Linked DNA regions of Homo sapiens: region 2 is linked to region 1. A link is an interaction called in ENCODE POLR2A ChIA-PET data of the cell type or tissue named here. Cell type or tissue: PC-3. All regions are shown on one strand. Each heading gives the region's core, and the rest is flanking DNA. Links, peaks and the distances in the headings are about the cores only.

Region 1 (8,924 bases), core at 1-5,000:
TAGTACATAACTCTTCCATCAAACTCCATGAAACTGGGTGTTTCTTGCCTATGCAAAATCATCTAAATCCCCTCCCACCCACGCCATAGGAATTTTAGAATTAGGACTTTTTTGTAAGCCTGAACTAAGTTGTAGTCATATAACAAAGCAAAATATGGTGGGCAAAATGTGGTATGAGCTTTGAAATGAAATGAACTTGGGTTTAAATCTTGTTCCATGGTTTATTAATCAGGAGATCTTGGGCAAGCTGATTCTATGCCCATTGTTCAACTCCTGCTGCTAAAATCTGAGATCCCGTCAGAGCTGCCTTTCTCAGTCTCAGGAGCAGTCTCAGCTCTCACCTGGGTTTTTTTCCCATTTGAGGAAATTAGTCCCAGCTCAACAATCCTCTAGGTTAAAAGAATCATAAACAGAATGCTTAACATATATTAGTGAGTTTGACTTACGATGTTGTTAATGTTAAGAGTCATAAACATAAACATACTGCCCACTAAAATTTTAGTCAATAAAAGTCAGAGTTAGTGGAAAGATTTAAAATATGTTCTCAGCTCTGTACTTTGTTTATGTGATAACTTGATCTTCTCTAGTACCGCAAGACCATTTCAGTTCCATCTCCAAATTCAAATGTCTCCAGTTAACAGTTTATAACAATACTGAGCAAAGTTGGTTCGTGTTGCCAAAAGTGTCCTACCTTTTAAAGAAAAATCTTGGTAATTGGAGAAGCAAACAGCTGAACACATTGGATTTGAGCAACACAAGTCAGAATAACTTAAATTTAAGGGTATGTATGGGTGTTGGAATAAGACAAACCTGCCTTCAAGCCTCACCCCTCCACTTATTATTAGCCAAACAATCATAGGCAGTTCTTTAATCTGACTGTCTCTCAGTTACCTCATCTGTAAAAATGAGAATAACACAGTTCCAAAGGATCACCATGAGAATTAAATGAGGAAACATAATGAAAATGCCCAGAATGGCACCTGGCACATTGGAGGTACTCAGTAAATGTCTGCATCTTTTTCCTCTAGACTATCACTTCAGTCACCCTTATCTTTTCCTGGAGTTAGAGCACCACATTTCTTTTTAAAAGCTTACCACTCAAAAAGTAAAGCTGTATTAACACAATAGATCTCTTAAAGCTTATGTCTAGATGCTTTATTTTCTTCCACTATATAAGCTTTCTTTTTTAATGCCTAACAATTCCATTTGCATTCACATGTAAAAAAATGTACTATAACCATTAATATGAATGCCATTTCTAATACTATCCAAATCGGTGGAGTTTGGAGTTTGAAGTTTGAAGTTTAGGTTTAGGGGAAGACACCAGTTGTGTAAACAGGCATTTATTAAGGACTTAGAAAGGCTAAGATCAGCCAATCTTCAATATGAAAAAAAAAAGTAAATATTTACTTGTAGCTATTTCTTTTCTTTGTTAAATTTATTAAAAAAAAAAAAGGGCTCACTGTGGTGGCTATGCCTGTAATTTGGAAGGCCAATTCAGGTGGAGCACTTGAGCCCAGGAGTTCAAGACTAGCCTGGGCAACATGATGAAACTCTGTCTCTACAAAAATATACAAATATTAGCCGGGCGTGGTGGTGCATGCCTGTAGTCCCAGCTACTCAGGAGGCTGAGGTGGGAAGATCACTTGAGCCAGGGAGGTCGAGGCTGCAGGGAGCTGTTATCATGCCACTGTACTCCAGCCTGGGTGACAGAGAGCCTGTCGCAAGAAAAAAAAAAAAAAGTAAAACAAAATTATGTGTAGACCTAATTTCTTTATTAGATTTATTCTAAAACACTTAGGCATTATTTACTCCAATGTTTACAAAAAAAATGTATCTTTGACATGGCAGTGATCACGTTACATGTTACTAGTATTTCTTTCCAAAAAAATAGGAAATGAGATCACTTGGCAAAAAGGGAAGTTGCTATGTTAGAAATGACTGAACTGATGCGTGCATTTAATTGTGTCTTGTGGTAAACAAGACTCACACCAAGCAATAAGTCAAATGACTAAGGGAAAAAAAGAAAAGTTTTCATGCTGATTCAAAGGTGGTTATGATTCTGTAGTGATATGTAGTGATGTTTTTCTTATTTTCTCAAAAGTTTCTTTATTATTTTGATCTATTATTTTTATAAATAGATGTAAAATTTTTAAAAGCTCAGTTGAGATAAAACTCTTAGCAACTTGAAGAAAGTGACTTAGGGAAAAAAAGCAGTTACTATGCTATAATTTCTATATTTTGTTTCTCACAACTCTCCTAAAACTTTTATTTTTAAAGTTTTTGTTTCACAATATGAGCTTCATCTTAACTGCATCTTTCTCCTCACTTTGGCCTTGGGGTGACTGAAGTATTTAAGACAAAGTTTAACCCACATAGACATTCCACATTGATGGATTCCATTGAAATGATGAGCTCTCCACCCATTTGTGTAACCATTTATTGATATTTGTCTCACCCACTTGACTGGAAATTCCACAAAATCAGAGACTACAACTGCTTTATTTAGACTGTGTTCCAGCTTCCAGATTAGTGCCTGCATGTAACAATGTTCTACAAACATTTCTTGAATGAAAGCAGAAATTTCCCAGTTCTTGCAACCTATCCAAACAAGAACAATGTCAACGAAAGAAAACGAAAATGCTTATCTTTGTTTTTGTTCTCCCTTGGGGACAATTATTTTATTTCCATGAACAGAGAAGAACTTAGCATGGAAAATACAGTTTTAGTTAGTGCTCTAATTTAGCAGTGGTGGATAGATAAAGCAGTAAACTGTGCAGCCAAACAGCAGTTTCATTCCACTGGTGAATTAACCATCCGATATCTTCTAGGCTCCTTGAAGGCAAGGGTAAGAAATAACAGGTTAGGATACAGTGGCATAAAGGATGGTGAGCAGCATGCGGGAAGTCCTGGCAACTGAAGTCCACCACTGGGGGAGAGGCTCTGCTGCTTGCTCTTTCCCATCAACTGCATTTCACAGAACTGTGGAGACTCCAAGGGACCACACACTGTTTCTGGAGGCCAGAGAGTGAATATAAATGGTGTTCTATAGGTTTTGTCTAATTAACGTTGACTGTGCTAAGACTAAAACAGTTTAGCTTCCATTTTAAGTATTATCTCAGTGGTTCTTAACCTTTCTTACTTTAACCATTTAAGTCTTTGAAAATATAATGAAAGTTTTATACCTTCTGCTCAGCCTCAAGGATGAATGCTGGCATGAAGTTTCAGGGAGTTTACTGAACTCCCTTATAAACCCCTAAGGGCTAAAATCAGTAAAGGGTAAGTTGGAGGTATTACATTTGACAATAATGAGCTAATCCTATGTGTACTACCTTTAAGTCAAATCAATTGAAAGAGAAGTGGCATTTTCTGAATGGTGCCTGCTCTTTCTGGATATGTCCTGGACAGAATTCAGAAAACGTTTTTTGAAGTTTTCAAAAGAGAAAGTGGAGATGGATAAGGAGCAGAATGAGGAGGAAGAGAACACTCATGGTATATAAAGGCAAGATTTGAGTGACCTTTCATATTCTTGTGACCTATAAGAGTAAGACCCAAATCCATCTAGAAAAAGATCAAAACTGAGTACTACTTTCAACTGAGGTAGCCTCCTTCACAAATCTACTGAAAAGCAGTGTCAATGGCAAAAGGAGGCTGAAGAGAAGGGTTACATTTTAGTTCTTCCATAATTCTCTTCATTTCCCCAAAATAGATATATTCAAGAAAAGCTACATAATTATTTCACATAAAAAGAAAACAAAATTAAAAAATAATTCAGATTGTGTATGAGTTTTGAGATACTGGCCAATCTCTCAGCATTCCTCAAATTTATGGCAAAATAAGGACATAAAACTTCTTTATCTCTTTCAGTATAACCTGGTGCCCCCAAATTGTCTGATTTCCAGATTTGAGCCCTTTTCATTTTTAGGTGGCTTATTCTCTCATCTAGCATTTATCTCAAAACTCATTTAGAATGTTTTTTGACTGCATCACCTTACTTGTCTATATTAAATCACTCCATGTGGTCCCTAAACCAGGAAGGAGGAAATCACCACTCACAGATGCTATTGGAGTTTTGAAACAAAGGAAAAGCTGTCTGCTCCAAACTTGCTGGATGAACTTTTTATGCACTTCCTTTCCCCCAAGAGTGGGAGGTGGACCTGGAAAACACAACTGGCACCATCTCCTACAAAGCTGGATATAAAAGCAAAATGGGAAGGGTGGGTGGGGGAGGTAGGTAAGAAATAACACAACCAGCCAGAAAAACAGGACCATGAAAGCACATCATCAAGAGACCCAAAGATAAATGAAGCAGGTACTAGAAAGCCAAGGTTAATGAGAAAAGTTAAAAATAGCACATTTCTTTTCTAGGTTTGACTTGCTTGGACTTTAGCAATGGGTATACAAAGTTCTCACTCAAGAATAATTGTACTTACAGAATCTTATTACTGAGTACTTCATGTTTTATTTTTGTAATATTCACAACAACCCTATATTTTAGTATTAAATATCGCCATTTAAAAGATAAGAAAACAAACTTAGGTTAAGTATTTAATAACTTGCAGAAGGTCATCCAGCAAGTAGGAAACAGAGTTAGGATTAGAACCTAAGCAGAGAGTCCAGAATTCTGTGCTGTCTCAGGGGGTTTCTCTCATGTGTCTGTAAGACTTACAGACTTTCCTTTGAGCACATTTATCTTCTTTCTCCCCTCCTCTCCTGCCAGATTAGACTTAGAAGACTGGAGAAGAGAATCTTGATTCAGTGAGGGGAGAGGGACATCATAACCCAGTAGAAGGACGAGTCCCTCCTATCGAGGCCTCAGGTTTTTCATTTGTAAAATGATGGGGTTTGCCTATACAGCTCTTCTGACTGTTTTATTACCCTGTAAGCTAAGGTATGTGAAATGGAGAACTTCCTCTGGGAAACTTGCCCACTTGTACCAGCAGAGGACACTTACCCAACTCTCAGATTTAGCAAAACTGTAAGAGAATATGTACTCGTCCTTCAATGTGGCTAACTAAACATTGCCATTTGCAAAGTTCTCTTCAACCAAGAGGAGAAGGGCATGGGTTCAATGAAGTAAGGAGCTGTAATTGGAGGCCATGGTGATGGTGTGCATTACCATCAGACGCCTATTCCCTGCCCCCAAGAAAAGAAGGAAGTGCTTCCTGCGCTCTTCTCTTGCCGACACTGTTTCCTCTTGCCTGATTTCCTCATGACTCTCAGACAAGTTGCAACCGTTTAACCTGTCGTTGTGAAACAAGTAATGTGGTTGGAGTTGGAAAAATACTAAGAAAAAAAAGTAAGAAAGAAGGAAATAAACCCAACTGATTTGCTCTGAAGCAAAAGCATCAAACTTAGTGAATATTGCTTGAAAATATATGTAGAGAGGCTTAACTTTCCCATCACTCATCCATTTAACAGATATTTACAGAACACTTTCTATATCCCAAACACTTTTCTAGGTGCTTGGGAAAGGTTAATGAATATCACAAATAGAAATGCCTACCCTTAGGAAGTGCCTTCGGTGAATAAATGTTATGAAAAAATAAACATAAAACAGATGGGGGAATTAGGGGAGTCAGGTGTGTGAGGAGTGAGCAGACTGCAGCATTGGAGAGTCAGAGGAAGCCTCCTTGAGAGATTGATGCCGAGCTACAAATGGAAGAAAGTAGGAATTGGCTCTGACTATGTGGGCGAGCATTCCAGGCAAAGGGACAGTGAGAGTTAACAGTTAGTTGGGAGCATGACTGGCGTGTATGAGGAACAGTAAGGAGGCCAGTGTGGCTGGAGCAGGGAGAGCTGGTGAATGGGAAAGGAGGACAGACAGCAAGTGGCCACACTAGATAGGCCTTGCGGGTCATCGCAAGGATTCCAGCTTTCACTCTGTGGGGAGAACCATTGCAGTGTCTTTGGAAAATCAGTGACATGATCTGACACTCTGACAGCTAGGGTAAAAAGGAGTATGGCAGGAGGAAGGGAAGCAAAGCAGGATAACCAGTTAGAGGGCATGATGGAAATCCAGGAGAGAGATGATAATTGCTTACATTAGACAAGCGTGGTGACTAGTGGTCAAATTCTGGATAATTTAAGGTAGAGACAGCACAAAACCCTGAAGGATTAGGTATAAGACATGAGAAAAAGACAAAAGTCACAGACGATGAAGACTTCAGGTGTGAGCAATTGGAAGGATGGAGCAACTAAACTAAAGTTGCAGAATTATTTGAATGTGGGGCAACTCTTGCTTGATAGAGCTCTTCTGACCACATCCTCAGTGGATATCCTCAATTAGGCAATTAGGCCCATAGTTGTGTGACCCAGTGGCTATGGCTGGTGGTGGAAATAATGAGGAGGCACGGAGGCAGATAGAGGGGTGGGGGGCAGGGTAATATTTATTGTCTTCCAGCTCCTGTACTGGGTTCTTTATAAAAGTTAATTCATTTAATTCTCATCACAAATTTATGTGCTTGGCGCTATTATCTCCATTTTTATGTTTAAGAAAACAGGCTCAGGGAGTTAAAATTGTACACACATAGCAAGCAAGCAGCTGGACCCAAACCTGAATTTAAATCAGCACCCAGGTCTCTGGCCCCAAAGCTTGAGCTCTCTTCCCTCTGCAGAATGAAGTCCAGCCTGGGTAGAGCTCTGGCAGCCCACTTAGTGTTCATGTCCCAGTGGCCCAAGTCTTGAAAACTAGTTTAACAAAACTCTTTTAAGCTTAGTAAATAAGGTTGCAAGAGCATCAGGAAAAGTTTCTGACGGGTCTGAATTTTGTGCTTAAAAGGGTGAAACATGCCCAGTGACCTCACCTCCATTAAATCTATTCAATGACATCTGTGGTTTGTAAACAGTTCATCAAATGGGCGGGGTGGGAGGAGTATATTTGTCCAGGGCTTTGCATTCACAAAAACCCTTAAAGCTGATCTTCAGTGTTATTAACAAATAAGGTCAAGCTGCCAGCCAGAGATATTTTGATAAGATTGAAAACAGAAGACACATAATACTTAACTTTAAAATCTTATCCTGTCCTGAACATAGAATCTGAGTATACTACGAAGTGCTTATACTTTTAATACCACAAATACATTGCAATATATTTGTGCAATCTAAACATGTTAATTTATTAAATATAGGCAGTTAATGTATTTGTAAAAGTTTTATAATTTTGTTGTGACATTTCTCTTCTTTCTCTTTAAAATATTGATATTATTTAAAAAGAAGAATAAGAAAAGAAAGGCGATGACTCAGGCCCACCTTGACCTTCACAAGGGCTCTGTAGTAGAAACTTACAACACAACAAGCCACCACCTACCTTAATAAATATACCACAGTGAGGGAAAAAGAAATTCAGGAAAAATGACATATTTTTCTCTTTTCTGTGGTAAGTAAGTGTCCAAGTACAGGTCTTAAGCTCTGCACAAATTCCAACTTGGATGTTTTTGGAATCTTGGAGCTTGGTAAGGTAACGTATAGTAAGCCCTTAATCATATCTAGTTGGCAATATAGAAAGATTTCTAAAAGGAAAAGGCTCAAACAAGAAATCCTTCTGATAGTCAGTGTATCCCAGTATAAGCCCCACCTTGTGGTCAGAAGGCAGCACTGTCACACTCCCATCCACAGAAGAACTGCTGAAAGGCAGGGCTGGGAGAGTTTCAGTAAATGCAGCCAGAATCTTAGGCAAGCACGTTGTCCTCTATTTCTCAGCTTTTCTCATTTCTGTGGAATGGTACCAGTTCACTTGCTCATTTCCTCTGTGTATGTGTATGTGTGTGCTGTTGTTGGATTTAAACACTGGAGCTTGTCATTTTCTGCATCCACCTCCTCCCAGTTTCATCTTCATTGGAACTTCCACGTCTCTGAAATTAGGCCTCCCAGCAGGGCCCAGTAGCTCACACCTATAATCCCAGCACTTTCGGAGGCCGAGATGGGTGGATCGCCTAAGGTCATGAGTTCGAGACCAGCTTGGCCAACTTGGCAAAATCCCGTCTCTACTAAAAATACAACAATTATCTGAGTGTGGTGGCAGGCACCTGGAATCCCAGCTACTCAGGAGGCTGAGGCAAGAGAATCACTTGAACCCAGGAGCCAGAGGCTGCATTGAGCCAAGATTGCACCACTGCACTCTAGCCCGGATATCAGAGTAAGACTCCATCTCAAAGAAAAGAAAAAGACAAAAAAAAAAAAAAGAAAGAAAGAAAGAAATTACACCTCCCAGGTTAAAACAAACCTGTTTCTTCTTCCATTTACAGTGTTAGGATCAAGAGGACTTGATCAGAATCCCCTTAGTTTGTGAACACCACGAAGACTGAGGTGCAGCCTCAGCAACACTGGCTGGTCAGAGACACTTGTGGCTGTGGACTCTGTGTGTGTGTGTGTGTGTGTGTGTGTGTGTGTGTGTGTGTGTGTGTGTGTGTTGGGAAGGAAGGCAGTCTATCCATCTGTTCAGGGTGAGGAAAGGTGAAAGAAGGATGTGAGAAGGGACAGAAGGAGAATAATTTTTAAAAAGATGGAGAGGGGAAAAAAGGAGACAGAAAGGAAACCTATGCTGAGGTTCCTTGAGCCACTTTAGGGAGGGTATTAGGACCCTGTTTTCTTTCCATTTAAGGGAAAGCAGGCAATTCCTTAATGTGGGGTCTATCATAATAGTAACATCAAAATATCTTTGGAATATGTAGCAATGTAGTATACAAGGTATAGACTTTCTTTTTTAATTGTAGTGAAATACGTGCAGCATAAAATTTATAATCTCATTCATTTTTGAATATATAGTTCAGTAATATTAAGTCTTCACATTATTGCGCAACCGTCATCATCATCTGCCTCCAGAACTCTTAGTACCGAATAAAAGTCTTTGTTCAAATTGAGGCTCTGACACTTACAATCACTTAGTGTCTGAGGCCCCAGTTTCTCTCATGTGTAAATGCTGA
Region 2 (7,690 bases), core at 2,691-7,690, 100 kb before region 1:
TTGCTCTAATTCTGTACTGCACCACAAAATATAAAGAAGTATAATTAGCTTCTCTTGCTGGAAGTAAGTCAACTAGTTTTCTCTTTATCTAACCCTAGAGGTAGATTAAAAACAAACATAAATTTATGTGTTAGAGAAACGTCTCTGTTAAAAATACAAAAAATTAGCTGGGTGTGGTGGCAGGCACCTGTAGTCCCAGCTACTCAGGAGGCTGAGGCAAGAGAATGGCATGAACCCAGGAGATGGAGCTTGCAGTGAGCTGAGATTGCGCCACTGCACACCAGCCTGGGCAACAGAGCGAGACTCCGTCAAAAAAAAAAAAAAAAAAAAAGTGGATTTTCCAGAGAAGCGTCCTTGCAACTTATCTATGTTTCAGAAACAGAACTTTGAAATTTGTAGAAACAAAATTATACACCCAAACTCTAGGTCTTTCTATGTTCTTATCTCACTCCACATATTTGAGGTATGAACAATCCTTCTTAGGAATATAACATTAATTTTTCTGACTAAGAATGAACCAGGACTGTCAGCCAAAATCCAAATCATGGTACCTTCTCCTCCTCTTCCTTGATTTAGTCAGGGAGGCAACTAGAAATCCCCAAGTGCTCCTTCCATCTGGTAAATTTCTCATTTTGTAACATACAGGAAGGTATTTTGAAGTTATATACAACATGAGAGTTATCCACAGCAATTATTTTCCTTAAGCAAGAATTAAAATCATGATAGAAAAACAAAGCCACTAGTCATATTTTATCATAGATCTTGTCATACCTTCAGGAATTGAAGGATTATATGAATGCGTCACACATAGAGGCAAACAGGAAATTCTGGTATAATGAAGGACATTAATTATACATTTAAAATTGTCTGGATTGGAGCAGTAACAGAGTAGATTTTAGCTGAGCATTTGTTCAATATCTAGTGACTTTATACATAAGATAGAGTTTCAGACGGATAACAGAGTGAAAATAGTATTTAGGGGTTAGTATGAAGAAACTAGAAGACTTATCCCTAGGATATTTACATTAGATTAAGTTTCCCCAAATATGTTAGTCCTTGAGTTTGCTAGTAGAAAGATCAACTAGGAATGGTTGAAAGAGTGAACAGTAGCTATCATTGAGTTGCTTGTATAGGTTACTCTTCAGTAATATACTGTAATCTATTTTCTCTATAGAGTGACCATTTGCGGAATGGGCCTGACAACTAGAATTGCAAGAATATTAGAAATCATGTTTCATTCTATTTCTATGAACAAACTAAACTTACAAGTGTTGCTTCTTAAAAAAACAGAGCTTGATGATAAAAACAAACAAACAAACAAAAAAACAAACAAACAAAAAACCATTGAGACAAGCCTGGCCGACATGGTGAAACTACATCTCTACTAAAAATACAAAAAATTAGCTAGGCGTGGTGGTGCATGCCTGTAGTCCCAGCTACATGGGAGGCTGAGGCAGGAGAATCACTTGAACCTGGGAGGCGGAGGTTGCAGTAAGCCGAGATTGTGTCACTGAACTCCAGCCTGGGTGACAGTGAGACTTGGTCTCAAAAAAAAAAAACAAAAACAAAAAACTAACCAGCAATGTTTATTTCCTTATGAAGCTTATATTTCACCTGTACAAAGGGCATTTAATATTCTTTAATCTTTTATAATCAAGCATTTTTCAATAAGTATTTTGGAGTTAATGTGACATAGCAGGGATTGTTTTAAACACTGAAATTTAGAGCTCATTTTTGTAATTTGGTTTGCTTTCTAGTATTTCCCCAGAATTACTGTATCATCCATAAGTTCAAAAAAAATACCATTTGAGAGAGCAAAAAGAGACCACAGAAGTTTAATGCATTTTAAAAAATTAGAGATATTTTGTACTTTTTTATTGTTGAAAAAATGATTAGAAAACCCATCTCTGAAGCTACTTTTTAAGTTTTTTCATATCTTTGTGTCTCTTTCTCTCTCTGTTATTTAAATATATCAATATATAATAATTAAAAAATATTAATCCAATTTATATTTTATATATAAAGAGAGAGATAAAACATACAGGAAAGCCTAGGTTAGATATACTAAAGTATACAAGTACGTGCCAATATAAACATATATAATATATTAATCCAGCTGCAGTGTGAATGTATGTATACACATACTAATTCGGTTAGTCTTCTTCGTTTCATTTTCTTGCTTTTCCTAAGAACAGGTATTTTATATGAAACGACACTTTTAATACTAGAGAAACAGAGAGACTTGTTTAACCAGATCACTCATTTGTTTAAATATACACTATGTGCTAGGCATTGTACCAGGAACTGAGATAAAGATGATAAACATTGTCCCTGCTCTCATAGAACTTACAGTGAAGCTAGAATAGATAGACTCTAAACACATGACCACATGTCTATATGCTCTATAAACTCTAAAGTCACCTTCATGAGAAAATGTTATGAATAAAAAGTACAGAGTGCTATGACAGTATATAAAAGGGATCTTAATCTGGGAGGAGTAAGAGTTATAAAGATTGTATCAAGAAAATGATATGTAAGCTATCCCCAAAGGAAGGAAAGATGGGAGGTAGCTAAGTGAAAATGAGGGGTGGGTGGATTACACATGCTAAAGCCCTGTTGGATTACCTGTAGACAAGAAGGAGAAAAGAAGGTGAACAAATTACAATTTAATCAAAATCTACCATGAGCCAGATTATTGATTTTAGTATAACATCTGACTACCTGAGGGTCAGGATAACTTATTAATTCATTAAGTCATTCCATGCCACACATTTGGAATGCAGAGTTGGATGAAATATGGTCGATGTTCTAGGAGAGCTCTTAATACAGTTAGATGAAGAAACCTATAAACAAATAAAAGCAATGGAATATATTTGTTGTAGTGCAGATGTCTAGAAGATGCTATGAGAACACCAAGATGCAAACCACAAGCTTTGCTGAGTGTGCCAAGGAAAATTCACGAAGGAGATATTGCTTGAACTGAGTTCTGAAGGATGAATAAGCCTCCTCTTATACGCAGGAAAACGTAAATGCTTTCCAGGTAGAGACCCTAGCAAATACAAAGTCATGAGCCTGGGGAAAGAACATGCCTAGTTAGGGAACTGAACGCCTGACTATAGTGAATGTGAGGCACAAGGGAAGTTGAAGTACTGATGATCAGGAGTGAGATGAGACAGAACCTCATTCATCATGTTTAGCAACTTTTATTTCATGTCTAGGAAACAGGGAGCCATTTAAGAATTTAGATAGGAAAATCTTATCCTATTTGTGTTTTCTAAAGACCCCAGAGGCTATTGGTGCTGTGAAGGAGTAACTGGAAGGGGGCTGAACATGGAGAAAAGTTGAACCAATGCAATGGTATTGGGGAATGAGGGCCCTCTCTGCCAGCCAGAGAAGAGCAGAGGTAATATTTTGAATAATGTAGAATTAAAGATAAATAGTAACTGTATAAGAAGGAGAAACAACATCAGTGGTTTAGAAATCTTTTATTGTTTCTCCAAATGACAATACAAGTACCAAAAACCAACATGACACACAGGAAAAAATAAAAGTGCAATTTTAATATAGTGAATGTGATACATGTATAATTCCTCATAACAAAATGGTCAAAACCTTTAAAAGATCCACAATAGATATCTGAAAATCTTAGCAATGCTATATATATTTTGAGGACTAAATGATGAATTTATATTCAAATTGTTCAAATATATTTTCAAAACTTTCAGAGCACAGATCATTGTTAATTTTGCTTTTATTTAAAAAACCAAGAGAATACATTTCTATGTAAATTAGCAATCAGGAATTTATCTGTTTTTGGGCTTCTTCATCTATCTAAAGTGTATATTTAGTGACCAGAATTATAGTCATCCTATAGTGAAAAAATAGCATACAAAATCAAAGTTTAATGAGTAAATCATGACATTATGCCATACTAAGAAGACATCAAACGTCTAAAACCATAGGAAGAGAATATATTAGCCCTTACAGAACTTAAATTTTTAGAAATTCTGAATAAGGAAATATATTCTGCACAGATAACGGTATGACACACCCAGTGTTCTAATACAGTACAACTTAAATAGCATCCTAGGGTAAAGAGTAACATATTCCCCAAGAAACAGAACTAAAATATTTCCTATTTTATGAGAAGAGTGAGTAAGAACAACAGGATACCTCCCTCAACAGCACACTAATAAAACATTATTTCCATACGAAATCCACAGCCTTTTCGGTAAGACTTTAAGGAATGTATGATAGAAATACAATAGTTATCTTCAATTCAATATTCATTGAAAGACTAATAACCAGTGATTCTTTGCTCACAATATGGTCAATTGCCAAAGGGTTCAATAACTTATCAGGTAAAATAACAGTAAATAGTGGAAATACTATATTAGTACTTCATTAGCTGAGCTGTAAACTTCAGGGAGAAGCGTAGGCTTTCCCCCACACTCTTCAAAGTAGGGAATCCATGTAGAAAATGGAAAAAAACCAACCCTTCCTTCTTATTCTTACTGGGTCCAGGGATCTCCAGAAAACTGCTCCGCTGAAGACTGGGCAATTTTATGATGCATGGTCTTTTTTGTTACTCAGTTTTTCTTGTTTCCACTGTTGAGAAAAGAGTTATATTAGTATAACCAATTCCCACACTCTTGTATGCTACATTTGGTTTTCAAAAGCGTTTGGTGGGGGAAAAAAATCAATAAAAGCAAAGAGCAGACAAAAAATAGATGTCAGTAATGAGCTCTGTGTAATTGTTCAGGCATGTAAGATTGGTGATAAAGGTTTACCCAGAACATTCCAGAAAAAAAGTTTCCTTATTCTTCTTAACAACCTTATAATTCTAAGCATAGTCTAAATCCTACAGAGAGAATAAGGACATTGTGAAGTATATGCTTTCCATAGAAGATATTAAAACACCACAAAGATCAAAGGGACAAATACCTGTCCAAAATTTTCTGGATGACTTTCTTTAGAAAAGGGGCTTCCGGGTCCAGACAAACTTGCTTCCCGTTCTTCAGGGAGGCTCTGAAGTAAAGAAAAAGAGGATGCACCCATGAGCCACAAAGGTTGACGACCCAGGCTGGAGGACTTGCCTAAGTCACAGTGGACACAGCAACACAGGAGAACTTACACCACTTCCACCTTGGAGCACTGCGGGCCTGCGGGGAACACCTGCAGTTTACCAATCGTTTTGGGGTTTACTCTCAGCGTAACGCGTAAACAAGTGCAACGCAGCTCTGTCAGCACAGCAGAGACAGGACCAGCTGGGGAAGAAAGACATTTTTATAGGGCAGGTTGCTGGGAGAGTTCCCTGGAACGCAGCGGCCCCGCAGAGGCTGGGATGCACCCCAGTGCCAGGAGCTCTCACCGCTGGCGAGGGGCCCCGGCGGCGTCAGCAGGAGCAGCAGCGCGAGCAGCGCGCACAAGGAGCCCGAAGGACCCGGGACACGGGCCGCGCGGCTGGACGGGAGGCTCATAGTGGTCAAGAGAGGGTTCGCGGGTTCCTGAGCTGGGTGGAGGCGCGGAGACTGGAGGATACAGAGCACTTTGGTTTCCTCGTGCCTTCTGCACTCCCTTTATCTGCATTCATCCCTCCCGACTGGCAGGAAACTCAAGCTTTGGGATGCTGGGGAAATTCCCTGAACTCAGGGGGCAGTGTGGAAAGAAGGGGTTGGTGGAGGGGGGCGGGAGGATGGGAATTGGTGGGGTGGGTGGCTGGGAGGAGCTGCCTGCTCCCTTAAGGGGGAGGACATTTTAGCCCCGCCCCGCGGTGGAGGGAGCTGTGGCTCCAGCCAAAATAGAGCAGCGATTCAGCAGGGTCTCATCCCCTGGGCTTGAGGGGTTAGCGAGGCTGGCTTCTCTGAGGCACGCAGCTGTCTGGGAGATGCTCCTCCTCTCCAATGGCCAGGACAATTAGGCAGGAGAAGGAAATAAAGGGTATTCAATTAGGAAAAGAGGAAGTCAAATTGTCCCTATTTGCAAATTACATAATTGTATATCTAGAAAACCCCATGGTCTCAGCCCAAAATCTCCTTAAGCTGATAAGCAACTTCAGCAAAGTCTCAGGATACAAAATCAATGCACAAAAATCACAAGCATTCTTATACACCAATAACAAACAAACAGAGACATGGTCTCAGCCCAAAATCTCCTTAAGCTGATAAGCAACTTCAGCAAAGTCTCAGGATACAAAATCAATGCACAAAAATCACAAGCATTCTTATACACCAATAACAAACAAACAGAGAGCCAAATCATGAGTGAACTCCCATTCACAATTGCTTCAAAGAGAATAAAATACCTAGGAATCCAACTTACAAGGGACATGAAGGACCTCTTCAAGGAGAACTACAAACCACTGCTCAATGAAATAAAAGAGGATACAAACAAATGGAAGAATATTCCATGCTCATGGGTAGGAAAAATCAATATCGTGAATATGGCCATACTGCCCAAGGTAACTTATAGATTCAATACCATCCCCATCAAGCTACCAATGACTTTCTTCACAGAATTGGAAAAAACTACTTGAAAGTTCATATGGAACCAAAAAAGAGCCCGCATGGCCAAGTCAATCCTAAGCCAAAAGAACCAAGCTGGAGGCATCACGCTACCTGACTTCAAACTATACTACAAGGCTACAGTAACCAAAACAGCATGGTACTGGTACCAAAACAGAGATATAGATCAATGGAACAGAACAGAGCCCTCAGAAATAATGCCGCATATCTACAACTATCTGATCTTTGACAAACCTGAGAAAAACAAGCAATAGGGAAAGGATTCCCTATTTAATAAATGGTGCTGGGAAAACTGGCTAGCCATATGTAGAAAGCTGAAACTGGATCCCTTCCTTACACCTTATACAAAAATTAATTCAAGATGGATTAAAGACTTAAACGTTAGACCTGAAACCATAAAAACCCTAGAAGAAAACCTAGGCATTACCCATTCAGGACATAGGCATGGGCAAGGTCTTCATGTATAAAACACCAAAAGCAATGGCAACAAAAGCCAAAATTGACAAATGGGATCTAATTAAACTCAAGAGCTTCTGCACAGCAAAAGAAACTACCATCAGAGTGAACAGGCAACCTACAAAATGGGAGAAAATTTTCGCGACCTACTCATCTGACAAAGGGCTAATATCCAGAACCTACAATGAACTCAAACAAATTTACAACAAAAAAACAAACAACCCCATCAAAAAGTGGATGAAGGACATGAACAGACACTTCTCAAGACATTTATGCAGCCAAAAAACACATGAAACAATGCTCACCATCACTGGCCATCAGAGAAATGCAAATCAAAACCACAATGAGATACCATCTCACACCAGTTAGAATGGCAATCATTAAAAAGTCAGGAAACAACAGGTGCTGGAGAGGATGTGGAGAAATGGGAACACTTTTACACTGTTGGTGGGACTGTAAACTAGTTCAACCAGTGTGGAAGTCAGTGTGGCGATTCCTCAGGGATCTAGAACTACAAATACCATTTGACCCAGCCGTCCCATTACTGGGTATATACCCAAAGGACTATAAATCATGCTGCTATAAAGACACATGCACACGAATGTTTATTGCAGCACTATTCACAATAGCAAAGACTTGGAACCAACCCAAATGTCCAACAATGATAGACTGGATTAAGAAAATGTGGCACATATACACCATGGAATACT

What was found. Peaks named below come from ENCODE experiments on the same cell type or tissue, not always from the same donor. Only the 100,000 strongest peaks of a DNase experiment are listed, where the experiment ranks them.
Region 2: POLR2A ChIA-PET joins it to region 1 with 11 read pairs; 2 of 35 experiments call an interaction of 5 or more read pairs at or near these places.

What each region holds. Positions count from the first base shown.
Region 1 is chr4:73,728,414-73,737,337 of GRCh38, reverse strand. No RefSeq gene overlaps it. Among named protein-coding and RNA genes, the nearest start is that of CXCL8, 7.7 kb to the left of the region's middle. In PC-3, for the core only: no CTCF peak of the experiment used is centred there; DNase peaks (open chromatin) are centred at 1,947 and 2,397; H3K4me3 peaks cover 405 bases; H3K27ac peaks cover 3,413 bases.
Region 2 is chr4:73,834,541-73,842,230 of GRCh38, reverse strand. It overlaps CXCL6 (C-X-C motif chemokine ligand 6), which reads right to left and starts at 5,553. Exons shown (of 4, transcript NM_002993.4): 1 at 5,372-5,553; 2 at 5,135-5,267; 3 at 4,945-5,028; 4 at 3,471-4,608. The coding sequence starts at 5,480. The coding sequence ends at 4,590. RefSeq lists a silencer at 5,285-5,579. In PC-3, for the core only: no CTCF peak of the experiment used is centred there; no DNase peak of the experiment used is centred there; H3K4me3 peaks cover 3,067 bases; H3K27ac peaks cover 3,208 bases.